Linked DNA regions of Homo sapiens: region 2 is linked to region 1. The links are chromatin contacts, found by Hi-C or POLR2A ChIA-PET in ENCODE. All regions are on one chromosome and are shown on one strand. Each heading gives the region's core, a stretch centred on a gene start or an enhancer-like site at or near the end of the contact. The rest is flanking DNA. Distances are from core to core; before and after follow the strand shown.

Region 1 (5,799 bases), core at 1,513-4,012:
AGAAATGCTGTCTGATTTTCCTTCCTATACTGAGATCCAGGAAAGAAAAGCACTTATGAAAAAGGAAGTAAACTGTGGCCTACTCTAACAACCCTGGTACCCGGAAGCCTAACGAACTTACAGGTTTTAAGGAAGGCACTGTTAACGCCATAGCATTCCCCATGCAGAAGCACATATGCCTGTTTAGCTGTGGTCAGCAGGTGGCTAACAGTGTTGCCAATCTTATTCTATCTGGTGTCTCTAAACTCAATCCAAGCAAAAACATTTACTCTTTCTTAAGGGAGAAAAGGATAAGTCATCAGCACAGAATACTGACTGTTTTATCAACTATTCCATGATCTTAAAGCTTTTAGGGTAATCAGATCAGGGCAGGAAGAAGAGTCCTTTGCTGCCTTATAAGCAAAGGCAGAGAGCTTTCTGATATAAAGGAGACTCTTTGCCATGTTTTGAGCCAGTCCCCTTTACACTGCCTTTTGATGATAGATTTGAGACTTAGGGCAGCTGTATAATATGATGGGCTCCTCCTTCAAAGATAATCATCAAGTCAAGTGTATGGGGAATGGAGGTGTGGCATAGTTACACAATCAAAACCTACCTTCTCCAAAAAGACACTCACAATATAACTTCTGTCAAAGATAATCTCTGCTCTTCTCTGACATACAAATATACAACTAGCGCATAAGGAAAGTGAACACTAGAACCACTTGAGTGAACACAATGGGTGAATAAATTATTTAAAGAAAATATTTATCACCTCATTATTAAAACTCTTGTACTGGGGCAAACCCTTACATCTTCTACTTCCTCCCTGACTTTCAAACCCATATCACATCCCCAAAAGCAGAAGTTTTAAAAAAATCAACATTCTCTTTAACACTCTATACCCAGTATGTTCTAATACTTTTAAAAGAAGATGGCTTCTGTCTAGGACAGATAACAAGCTGGTCTTGAGTGATAAAAAACTGGCATCCAGGAGTGCAGTAAATATCAGGGGTGTGTGAATCTCCCAGGAACTTAATGCAAAACTAAAGGCAGTGAAAAAGCCTGAAAACTTGTCATCATTAAAAGGGGAATGGTTGAGGAGTAAAAACAAGTATTCCCCAACTGTTAGGGGAGAGGGAAGGGCATATTTCTTTTTACTCCTCAAATTCAGACTATACCAACGTTGGTCCAGTTTCAATCCAGGACACCCTGTCTGTGAGCCATCTTAATGGTGGCTGGTTTCAATTTGTAGCCTACAGAAGAGTCCTTATCACTACTTTACAGCAATTCTCAAGGAGAACATTTCCAAAATTCCAGGGCATAGTTAACAGCCTTTCAAAGTAAGCAGGACAGAGACTGTTTCTGGCTAAAGGCCCAAAGAGCTCTGGAATTCAAAAGGAAAGAAAACTGCTGGGAGGATTCAGCTCTAAAGAAACCCTTAAAAAACTGATGAATGAGGGCTGGGAGCAGTGGCTCATGCCTGTAATCCCAGCACTTTGGGAGGCCAAGGCAGGTGGATCACCTGAGTTCAGGAGTTCAAGACCAGCCTGACCAACACGGTGAAAGCCCATCTCTACTAAAAAATACAAAAATTAGCCGGGCATGGTGATGCACACCTGTAATCCCAGCTACTTGGGAGGCTGAGGCAGGAGAATCACTTGAACCCGGAGGCGGAGGTTGCAGTGAGCCAAGATCGTGCCATTGCACTCCAGCCTAAGCAACAAGAGTGAAACTCTGCCTCAACATAAAACAAAACAAAAGAATGAGAGAAGAGACTAGTAACATTTCCAATTTTTAAAGTCCACATGACCATTTATTCTCCCTAAATGTGTATTGCATATAAACAAGAATTTTTGTCATGGACCTGTTCATCATTGAAACTATGGGATTCCCCTGTTAGGGACCTCAACTTGAAAGCTAACAAAACAAACAAAAAAAAAATCTCTAGCTAAGAAGATGGCAGACAAGTATAAATAGTTCTTCTGTCCTTAAGGAAGTTGGGATTCACAATATTCATTTGTTCAAGTATTTACTGAGTGCCACTTAAGTGTTGAAATACAACTCAGCCCCAAAACTGAGTCCCTGCCCTCATCAAGTTTCATAATAAGCATAATACCCACCTGACCGCGCCATCCCAACAGTAGCAGCTGCTGACTGAGTAACTTTGAAAAGGGAGAGGGAAAGGGTCCCCCTAACTGCCCAAGTTTCACTGGACTTGCCTCCATGAAGTTCCAGAATCAGCCTCTAATGTTACCGTTGGAAAAGACCCTCATAAGAAGTTACAAAGACCAAGTTCAAGACAGGGTCAAACTGAATTAAATGAAAGTTGCCAATTATTTTGCAAAGTGTGGTCTTTCTTTTCAATATTCAAAACTTGGGGAAATACCATCGGAAACTTAGAAGTGCACTGCATTAAAAGACTCAGAGTTGCTCAAAGACCCAATTTTGTTATCACCTCTGCAACACAACTTCAAATTTCTAAAACCTGTCACTACAATTTCCAAAGTGCCCAAGTGTTCAGAAGAAATGCCACAAACTGACTTAAAAACACTTCAAGAATTAGGTTCTTAAACATCAGCAGCTGTGTGAGATTAGTGGTCAGCTATTATCCTTAAAGGCTTTGCCATGGAAAAGACACACAAGAAGGAGGCTATTCGTCTACTTTACGCCTCAAACTGACACACACACAAAAGGGTTAAATGATCAGAGAATGTTTTCTCTTCCAGGCCACTTCCGCATTTAAATTTCTTTTATGGCTTTACAACACCACAATTACCTTAATCTGTCTCTCCACAACCCCTTCCTGTCTTATTTTACAACCTTCTCTCCTTACCTTAATCTGTCTCTCCACAACCACTGTCTTATTTTACAGCCTTCTTTCCCATCCCACTCCTTCCATTATGGTCCTTAAATTCAAGTTCATCTTCTTATCTTCCTCTGGTTCTCATTTCCAGGGACCAATTAATTATATTTAAAAATCAAAAAAATAATTCAGACTTCAGTGATAGGACCGACAAACTGTCTTTCAGAGAAGTATGTTACTTGATCTACAAGAAGGTCTTCTGATCTGGAGATTCTAGGCGCAATTAGAGCCAGAACAGACTGTTCATTGTTTTATTATTATGCCAAAAACTAAGTGACAGATTTAAAAGTCAATTTCACTTTCTAATAGTAAGAAGACACGCTTAGAGCAACTCCTTTAATGCAATGTCCTGGTGGGGTTTTAGATAACTTATTTCTCAGCTTTGGGTCTCAGTTTTCTGATCTATAAAATGACCTTTATTGACCCCTTACGTCTGGTCACATGAATTCTATGAATTTTAAAAATTGTCTTGGCCCATGTGGATTTAGGTAAAAGGAAAATTTTAAATGCTTGAGTGCAGTGGTTCTCAAGTATTCCTGTGTATAAGCCCTGGTACTTGGAATCATCCTCAGATATTTTAACACAAGCTCTCCAGGTAACTATAATCCACTGTCCAGAACCATATTTTGAAGAAACCCTGCATTATTATTTCTTATTCCTGAGTCTTCTGAGCAATATTAATAGCAAATACGAGCCACCTACAAAAATTCATGTGCTGCTGATTTTATTTTCAGTTTCTATTCCAATTGGGTCTCTCTGTTCCTTTAAAAGGCAGGCATGTGCTGAGTCAGCCTCTGGGGAATTTTTTTTTTTTTTTTTTAATTTATAGCCTAGACTATTGAGTCTCTACAATTGAGGAAGAAAGAGGTTGTTCTCACCTGCTACTCTTCCAACCCCTATTTGAAAGGAAGAAGGAAAAGCTACTTAAGGGGTGGCACAGCTACTCTAACTTAGATAATAAGGAGGGGGTTAGTCAAGCTCTTTAAAATAGAAGTTTTCTTCGTTGTCTGGACGCTAATGGGTGGAGTCATGCTTAGACAGAGACAGGTAACTGAGTCCTGCCAGTGGGGCTCAGATGCCTTTGGGAGCTAGAGGCTACATACCAAGAGTCCTGGTGAGCTTCCTGTGATACACACAAGCACATTCAATCAGGTCAGCAAACTTTTTCTGTGAAGGGCCAGGTACTAAATACACCTTGTAGCCCATTCAAGTTCCACTGCAAGTATTCAATTCTGCCACAGTAGCACAAAAACTACCACAGATTACATGTAAATGAATGAGCATGGCCACATTCTAGTGAACTTTATTTATGGACACTGGAATTTGTATTTCAAATGATTTTCCTGTGTCATGAAGTAATACTCTCCTTTCAATTTTTTTCCTCCAACTACATTCTGAGAAATGTGTCATTAGGCGATTTTGTCATGCAAACATCATAGTGTGCTTACACAAACCTAGATGGTATAGCCTACTACCGCCTAGGCTATATGGTATAGCCTGTTGCTCCTAGGCTACAAACCTGTACAGCATGTTACAGTACTGTAGGAAACTGTAACACAGTGTTAAGTATTTGTGTATCTGAACGTATCTGCAACACAGAAAAGAGGCAGTAAAAATACCACCTTCTATCTTATGGGACCATCATTATATAAGTGGTCTATTGTTGACAGAAATCTTGTTATGTGGCACATGCCTAAATTTAAAAATACAAAACCATTCTTAGTTCGTGGACCACACAAAAGCAGGTGTAGTTTGCAGAACACTGCGCTAGTACTAACTAGAAAGTATCCGCAATGTCTCCTGTAGAAAGGTGTCTTACTCAAGCTCAGGGTCTAAATGAAGAATATCCTCCCTGACTTACCTACAACTCCCGTCTAACACACCTCAGCTTTCTGCTAACTTGTTCTCGTCTCTCTTCTCTCCCTGCACACAGCTCATGAATGGCCAATCAACTTGACTTGAAAGTGGTTAAAATCTACCTCACTCTGCAAAACTAAGTGAGTCACATGAGAACTCTGAAGAGAGGCCAATGACTGGCCCACTGCTAATTCTGCTTCTTAAGCAGCAAGCTGGTTAAATTTGTTATTTATTCCCCTTGAAGTGGGAACAACATCATACTTGTTCACAAAATGCTAACCACCTCTGATGAAATTCCTTAGTAAATAAGCAGACTTCAGGAACCCTTATAAAATAAGGTTTCTAGTTAATCCTTAGTTAACAAAAAGATCCTTTTTCTTGAATACTCAAATAGGTTTTACTGATTTCTGGAACAACTGGGTCCAAGCACAAGCTGAACTGCTAAAAAATAAACTATCCAGGGGGCTTTGCTGCAAAGGCAAGCAAGCTTCCCTTAATAGGGAAAGAATTACATTAAAGTGCAGCAGAGCCTGCATTTAGTCTGTTAAGGACACATCATAAGTGAAGAGATGGGCGCCCCCAGTCTGATGGGTAATTCCACCACAGCCCAGAATTCTCAGGAGGCAACTAAGTCACCCCAGGTCCCCCTTTACCTTGTTTTGTATCACAACTAAGAACTCAGGCTGTGGCATGAGGTAGGCCTAGATTAGCCTCCCTGCTCTGTGGCTTAGTTATAACTATATAGCCTTGAGCTAGTTACTTTACTTAAACCGTGAGATTCAATTTCTTCAAAAGTAAACTGGCCCAGTGAACATTACTGGAAATAGTAATGTTAACTACCTCAGGATTGATAAATGAAAGCTTAGAATTCTTAAGACGCTGCCTAGGGCATTAAAAATGTTCAAATATCAGCTATTTATTTCATTCCTATTCATTTTCTCCTTGCATCCCACGAAAACTGATCACAACTTGAAGCTAAACCTGGAGGAATCTGGATCTATTCCCAGTCCTTAAGCAATTTACTCAAGTTGGTATCTAAGACCTTATATGACAGTGGTCCTCATAGTGGTCAAAGCTACAATCGGATTTTGTTCCAT
Region 2 (5,799 bases), core at 2,263-4,762, 180 kb before region 1:
TGCACATTGATTTTGTATGCTGAGACTTTGCTGAAGTTGCTTATCAGCTTAAGGAGATTTTGGGCTGAGATGATGGGGTTTTCTAGATATACAATCATGTCATCTGCAAACAGGGACAATTTGACTTCCTCTTTTCCTAATTGAATACCCTTTATTTCCTTCTCCTGCCTGATTGCCCTGGCCAGAACTTCCAACACTATGTTGAATAGGAGTGGTGAGAGAGGGCATTCCTGTCTTGTGCCAGTTTTCAAAGGGAATGCTTCCAGTTTTTGCCATTCAGTATGATATTGGCTGTGGGTTTGTCATAGATAGCTCTTACTATTTTGAGATACGTCCCATCAATACCTAATTTATTGAGAGTTTTTAGCATTAAGGGCTGTTGAATTTTGTCAAAGGCCTTTTCTGCATCTATTGAGATAATCATGTGGTTTTTGTCTTTGGTTCTGTTTATATGATGGATTACATTTATTGATTTGCATATGTTGAACCAGCCTTGCATCCTAGGTATGAAGCCAACTTGGTCATGGTAGATAAGCTTTTTGATGTGCTGCTGGATTCGGTTTGCCAGTATTTTATTGAGGATTTTTGCATCGATGTTCATCAGGGATATTGGTCTAAAATTCTCTTTTTTTATTGTGTCTCTGCCAGGCTTTAGTATCAGGATAATAAAACATGTTTTCTATTCTACCTTTTTCTTGGCCATGTTTTTTAGCTATACACAGCCGGTTTTTTTGTTTGTTTGTTTTGTTGTTGTTGTTTGCCATAGAACCAACATTTTGGCACTACCCCCCACTCCCAGCCATGTGTGCACATACACACACACACACCGAGTTTGCTGCAAGTACAGCATTACAATAATTCAAAATTATAACTGTCTCTCATGGAAAAGAGGCTGCCTGCTGGTTTGGCATGGGGATAAGTGAACTAGCTGAACTATACTCATTTCCTACTAAACAATGTATAGCTGAATGCAAGTGAGAGAGACTTACAAGGACAACCTTGAACTATCTGCCAGTTTGTTCAAAACAAAACCAAAGAAACTTACCAACTCTTGTATTTCATGTCAGCAGTGACAAAGGCTTACTGAGCTCCCCAGTAGGTGCCTGGCCCTGCATGCTGCTTCTAGAATGCCAGCAGGAAGGCCTGGCCGAGCAGCCAGCTGGCTGTGGAGCCCTTATTCTAAGACTATGCTGCCACTTTCTTGTGACACTGGAGTCAAAAGCAAAAAGGGGCTTGCAGCCAGTAACCAAAGGGCTGTATTCAAGCAGTGACCTATTTTTACACTGTAATCGGGTTGGGTTTCCCTTTTTCCCTCGCGAGGCAGTAATCTCAAATTCTTCTGAGTGCTCAAGAAGCCAGTTCCCTGTTACCTTTTTGGCTTAGTTGTTTTTCACTTTGACATAGGTCACTCTTAACTTGAGGACAGGAATATCTGTCCCTTTTCCCTGATTTGAGGGTAGGAGTTGGTTTATGTGTATAAAATGGAGAGATAGGAAAACATGAACCAAGGTAAGGAGGATAGATGGCTTCTGAGGAGGAACAAAACCAGGTGAACTAGATAGACAAAGGTATTTGGGATCATAGGTCCAAGGTTCTGCCCTTTCAAACCCTAATCACACATATGAACTAATTACTTAGCTTAGTCATCAAATTTTGCTTGTGCTTCATATGTGCTGAGTGTCAGAGGCGTAGTAATAAAAAGGTAGAACTCTTGCCTCAGCCCACAGTTTTGTGGGGGAGGAATCTTGTACCCACAATTGCAATGCAGTGCCACCAGTGCAACAGGGAAGTTGGGCCCGAGTGAGGCTGTTAGATGTTGCTGGGGAGGGGGCACCAAGAAGGGTATCAGAGGAATTCCTCCTAAGCTTCTTAGTCAGACCCTTTGCTACTCCAGCCTGTCTCGCTTCCATCAGATCAGTGCCTAGTCTGTACTGCGTTTTTTGTTTGCTTGTTTGTTGCCATTTAGGTCTGTGCTATGTACAATCTGCAAGGGTGAGTTCTTCAGGTGGGATTTTCATGTCTCTTCAAGGAGACCTTTGGGACTGGAGGACAGTGTGCCACATGGCTCCATTCTTCAAAAGGTGACATGTCTTGGGACTTTATGCCTAGGATGATACATATTCCTGTCTTGTCTGCCTGGACAACTTCTTTTCATCCTTTAAGACTTGTTTTTAGCATAAGTCCTGCTCTCACAGGATGTAAGTTCTGTTCTGATGTCCTGATAGTTCTTGTCCGGTCTCTCCATTGCCTTTTTCCTCTGTTCTTGGCATGTAGAGCCTTGAGCTTCAACTCATGCTTCAGCTGATCTATTTACACCCGTATCTATCCATGTTCCCCTACTGCACTGTGAATCTCAGACACAGGGCATATGTTTTATTCACCTAGGACATACCAGTTGCTTAGCAATGGTGAGTCACATGAAGGAAGTATGTGTGTCATGTGAATGAAGTTCCCATCTGGCAACAAGATGGCTAAAGATACTGAGAGGGCTGCAAAAGATTCTTGATTGGGTCTCAAACTTTTTGAGCTCATTGAATGTCTTTTGTACTTAAAAGGATATTAGGAAGGTTTTGCAGCATAAAGCCTAGGAGGATGTAAAAAGTGGCCGGCTGGGATTTGGCAGACAGAGATCAGTAAAGAAGGGTGTATACACCACAACATAGCAGGGAGAATGTCTAAGGGAACACCCCCATTTAGGTGTTGCTTAACTTTTATATGTAATGTACTCCTGAACACAGGGCAAAATTCACATTATCTGGCAGATGTTATCATGTCTCAGCATTGCATGGTCATGTGCCAGCTAGTTGTATCAGAGTCTGAATTCAGCATTCAAAAGGTGATTGGGAAGAATCCAAGTTTGCTATAGGCAGAAGTTGAGGTTGCTTGTGTAACAGGCTTCCTGGTACCTCCTGGTAACAGGGAGAAATGCATCGCAGGTGCTTGATAAAGATGGATGTAGCGATTAAACGAACCCTAAGACCAGCCTTGTGTAAGTTTCTCCTGACTCTGTCATGGTTTGGAGCTTACATTTTGAAAAATACTGATACATATCAAGAATTTTCCAGCCGGGCGTGGTGGCTCATGCCTGTAATCCCAGCACTTTGGGAGGCCGAGGCGGGGGGATCACGAGGTCAGGAGATCGAGACTATCCTGGCTAACACGGTGAAACCCCGTCTCTACTAAAAATACAAAAAATTAGCCGGGCGAGGTGGTGGGCGCCTGTAGTCCCCCGCGGGAGGCTGAGGCAGGAGAATGGCGTGAACCCGGGAGGCGGAGCTTGCAATGAGCCGAGATTGCGCCACTGCACTCCAGCCTGGGCGACAGCGAGACTCCGTCTCAAAAAAAAAAGAAGAATTTTCCTAGATTAGAAGACAGCTATGTACACCAGAGGGTGCTGTGTTTCAATTTTCATATCTCTTTCTTTTCCACTCCTGTGGTTGTATGCTACGTGATTCATTTGAGGACTAGCCAGTTGAGAATTTGCCCTCAACAAAGGACTGTTGAAGACCTGAACACACCCTACCCACTTGCTGCTTTCCCAGCATAACAGATGAGTTCAGACATGGCTACACCACACACTCCCCAGGTCTGCTTTGCTGTATACTAGTTCTTAACCATTGAGTTCTTTGTTTAAAACTAGACCTTTTTTTTTTTTTTATGCTGCAGCGTAAGTCCATTTTCAATATTCTTTCTCTGGTGAAAATGGAGACCATCTGGTCATCATTCTCTGTGTAATAACAATGATTGAAGATGGTTATTAAGTCACCCTTCGGCCTTTTCTCTTGCCTAGGCAAAATTGTCTTCGTTTCTGTGGCCATTACCCATAAATCTCATTTTCCAACCCTTTAATCATCTTGGTGGCTTCCTTTGAAAACAACTTCAAAGGCTGTTTCACTGCCTCTATTTTGGTGGGGTCTGGGCTGTCAGCGTCTAATGGTACGGAATGTGGTTGTTTTAACCATCTAGTTTCCATAGCTAGTTTCCACATCTCCAGGCCAATCACTATCATTAACCATTAGGAGGTGCTTTACCATCTTTTCACTGTGATATACTTTATAAATATTATTGATTAATGTGTTGCTTTGACTGAATACAAATTTTAGCTTGTGAATAATTTTAGCTGTTGGCTGATAGAATTTTACACCCTTGTTTATGGCATTTGAGGTTCTTTTCTAAGCTATTTGATTCTAAGTGAATATGTTATCTCTTATTAGAGGATATGTTAATTTTCCTGCATTTTATTCATTTATTAACTTAACATCTCTGATTGCCTACCATGTGTCAGGCTCTGTACTAAGGATTGAGGACCCAAAGATGAACAAAACATGGGGCCTAATTCAAAGATTTCACAATCTGGAGAGAAAGTCAGCCACATACAAAAAAATTATAAGGTAGAATGTGCTATAAAAAATGATTTAGGTACAGTGGAAGTTTAGAAAGGCTTCACTAAAGATGTCGTATTTGAATTGGGTCTGAGCATGAATTAGTCTTCAGGTGAGGGAGGGGGTTAAAGAAAACTCTAATGAAGGAACTCTAGTATGTGTGAAGGCAAGGAGGCTGGTGTGTTTAGGTTGCAGCAAACCAAGTACAACCAGGCTTGGACTTGAGTGACTGGAAAGACAGGAAGATGCCATGCTGAGAAAAACTGCCCATGCCAAGCTGAGAAATGTTCAGCAGAAACATAAGGTGAGCTGCATATGTCATTTAAAATGTTCTAGGAGCCACATTTTTAAAAAATCAAAATTAACAAGTCAAAAAATAAAAAGCAATGGGGGGAGATTAAATGCATATTACTAAGTGAAAGAAGCCAATCCAAAAAGGCTACATACCTGTATGATTCCAACTATATGACATTCTGAAAAAGGCAAAACTATAGAGACAGTAAATGATCAGTGGTTGCCAGGAGTTAGGGAGGAGGGAGGGATGAACAGGCAGAGCACAGAAGATTTTTAGAGCAGTAGAACTATTTTGTATGATATTATAATATTGTAGATACATATCATTATAAATTTGTCCAAACCCATAGAATGTACACCAAGAGTGAACTCTAATGTAAACTGTGGACTTTGGGTGATAATGATGTGTCAGTGTAGATTGATCAGTTGTAACAAATGTACCATTCTGGTGGGGAATGTTGATAATGGAGTAGGCTATGCATGTGTGGGGCAGTGGGTATATGGGAAATATCTATACCTTCTGGTCAGTTTTGCTGTGAACTTGATCTAAAAAATAGCCTACTAAGAAACACAAGTCAAATTAATTTTAATAATACATTTTATTTAACCCAATTTATCAGAAATACTAATATTTTAACATGTAATTGATATAAAAGTTATTAACTAGATATTTTACTTTTTTTGGTACTGAGTCTTTGAAATCTGGTCTGTATTTTACATTTACAGTACATCTCAATTCACATTAGCCACATTTCAGATACTCAGTACATACATGAGTACCTATGGCTAGTGGCTGCTGTGTTGGACAGGGCAGGTCTTGAAACCTGGACTTGCCTGACTCAGAAGCCTCAATTCTCAGCCACAGTGATATCCTGCTCCCTAAGTACTATAATGATAAACACAAGAGGAGAGGAGCTTTCAGATGATCATCTAATCCCATGACGTTAGCTGTTGCTCTCCACACTGCCCGGTGGCTCCAGTCTGAAGCATCTAGGCAGTGCTGTCCAACAGAAATACAATGAGAGCCAATACGTGATAAGTGTCCTATGGGCCACATTGAAACAGTAAAAAAAAAAAATCTAAGAATATATTTAACCCAATATATGCAAAATATTATTTCAAC

The links. A loop is a pair of places that touch in the nucleus more often than their neighbours do. ChIA-PET counts read pairs that join two places held with the same protein, here RNA polymerase II (POLR2A). Pooled maps may share reads with other maps.
Region 2: a loop to region 1 is called in a pooled map, with 3 times the contacts of the local background. The contact joins two enhancer-like sites. A Hi-C loop is called at or near these places in 1 of 168 maps with a recorded cell type or tissue (lower leg skin) and 5 of 50 pooled maps. POLR2A ChIA-PET finds 5 or more read pairs at or near these places in 1 of 52 experiments (CD4-positive, alpha-beta memory T cell).

What each region holds. Positions count from the first base shown.
Region 1 is chr20:41,045,959-41,051,757 of GRCh38, reverse strand. All of the region lies in intron 2 of TOP1 (DNA topoisomerase I), which reads right to left. Among named protein-coding and RNA genes, the nearest start is that of TOP1, 20 kb to the right of the region's middle. Within about 2 kb of position 2,762, at least 8 of the 41 ENCODE cell types and tissues checked have a DNase peak (open chromatin) inside an H3K27ac peak, as active enhancers do.
Region 2 is chr20:41,230,149-41,235,947 of GRCh38, reverse strand. All of the region lies in intron 2 of ZHX3 (zinc fingers and homeoboxes 3), which reads left to right. Among named protein-coding and RNA genes, the nearest start is that of MIR6871, 64 kb to the right of the region's middle. Within about 2 kb of position 3,512, at least 14 of the 41 ENCODE cell types and tissues checked have a DNase peak (open chromatin) inside an H3K27ac peak, as active enhancers do.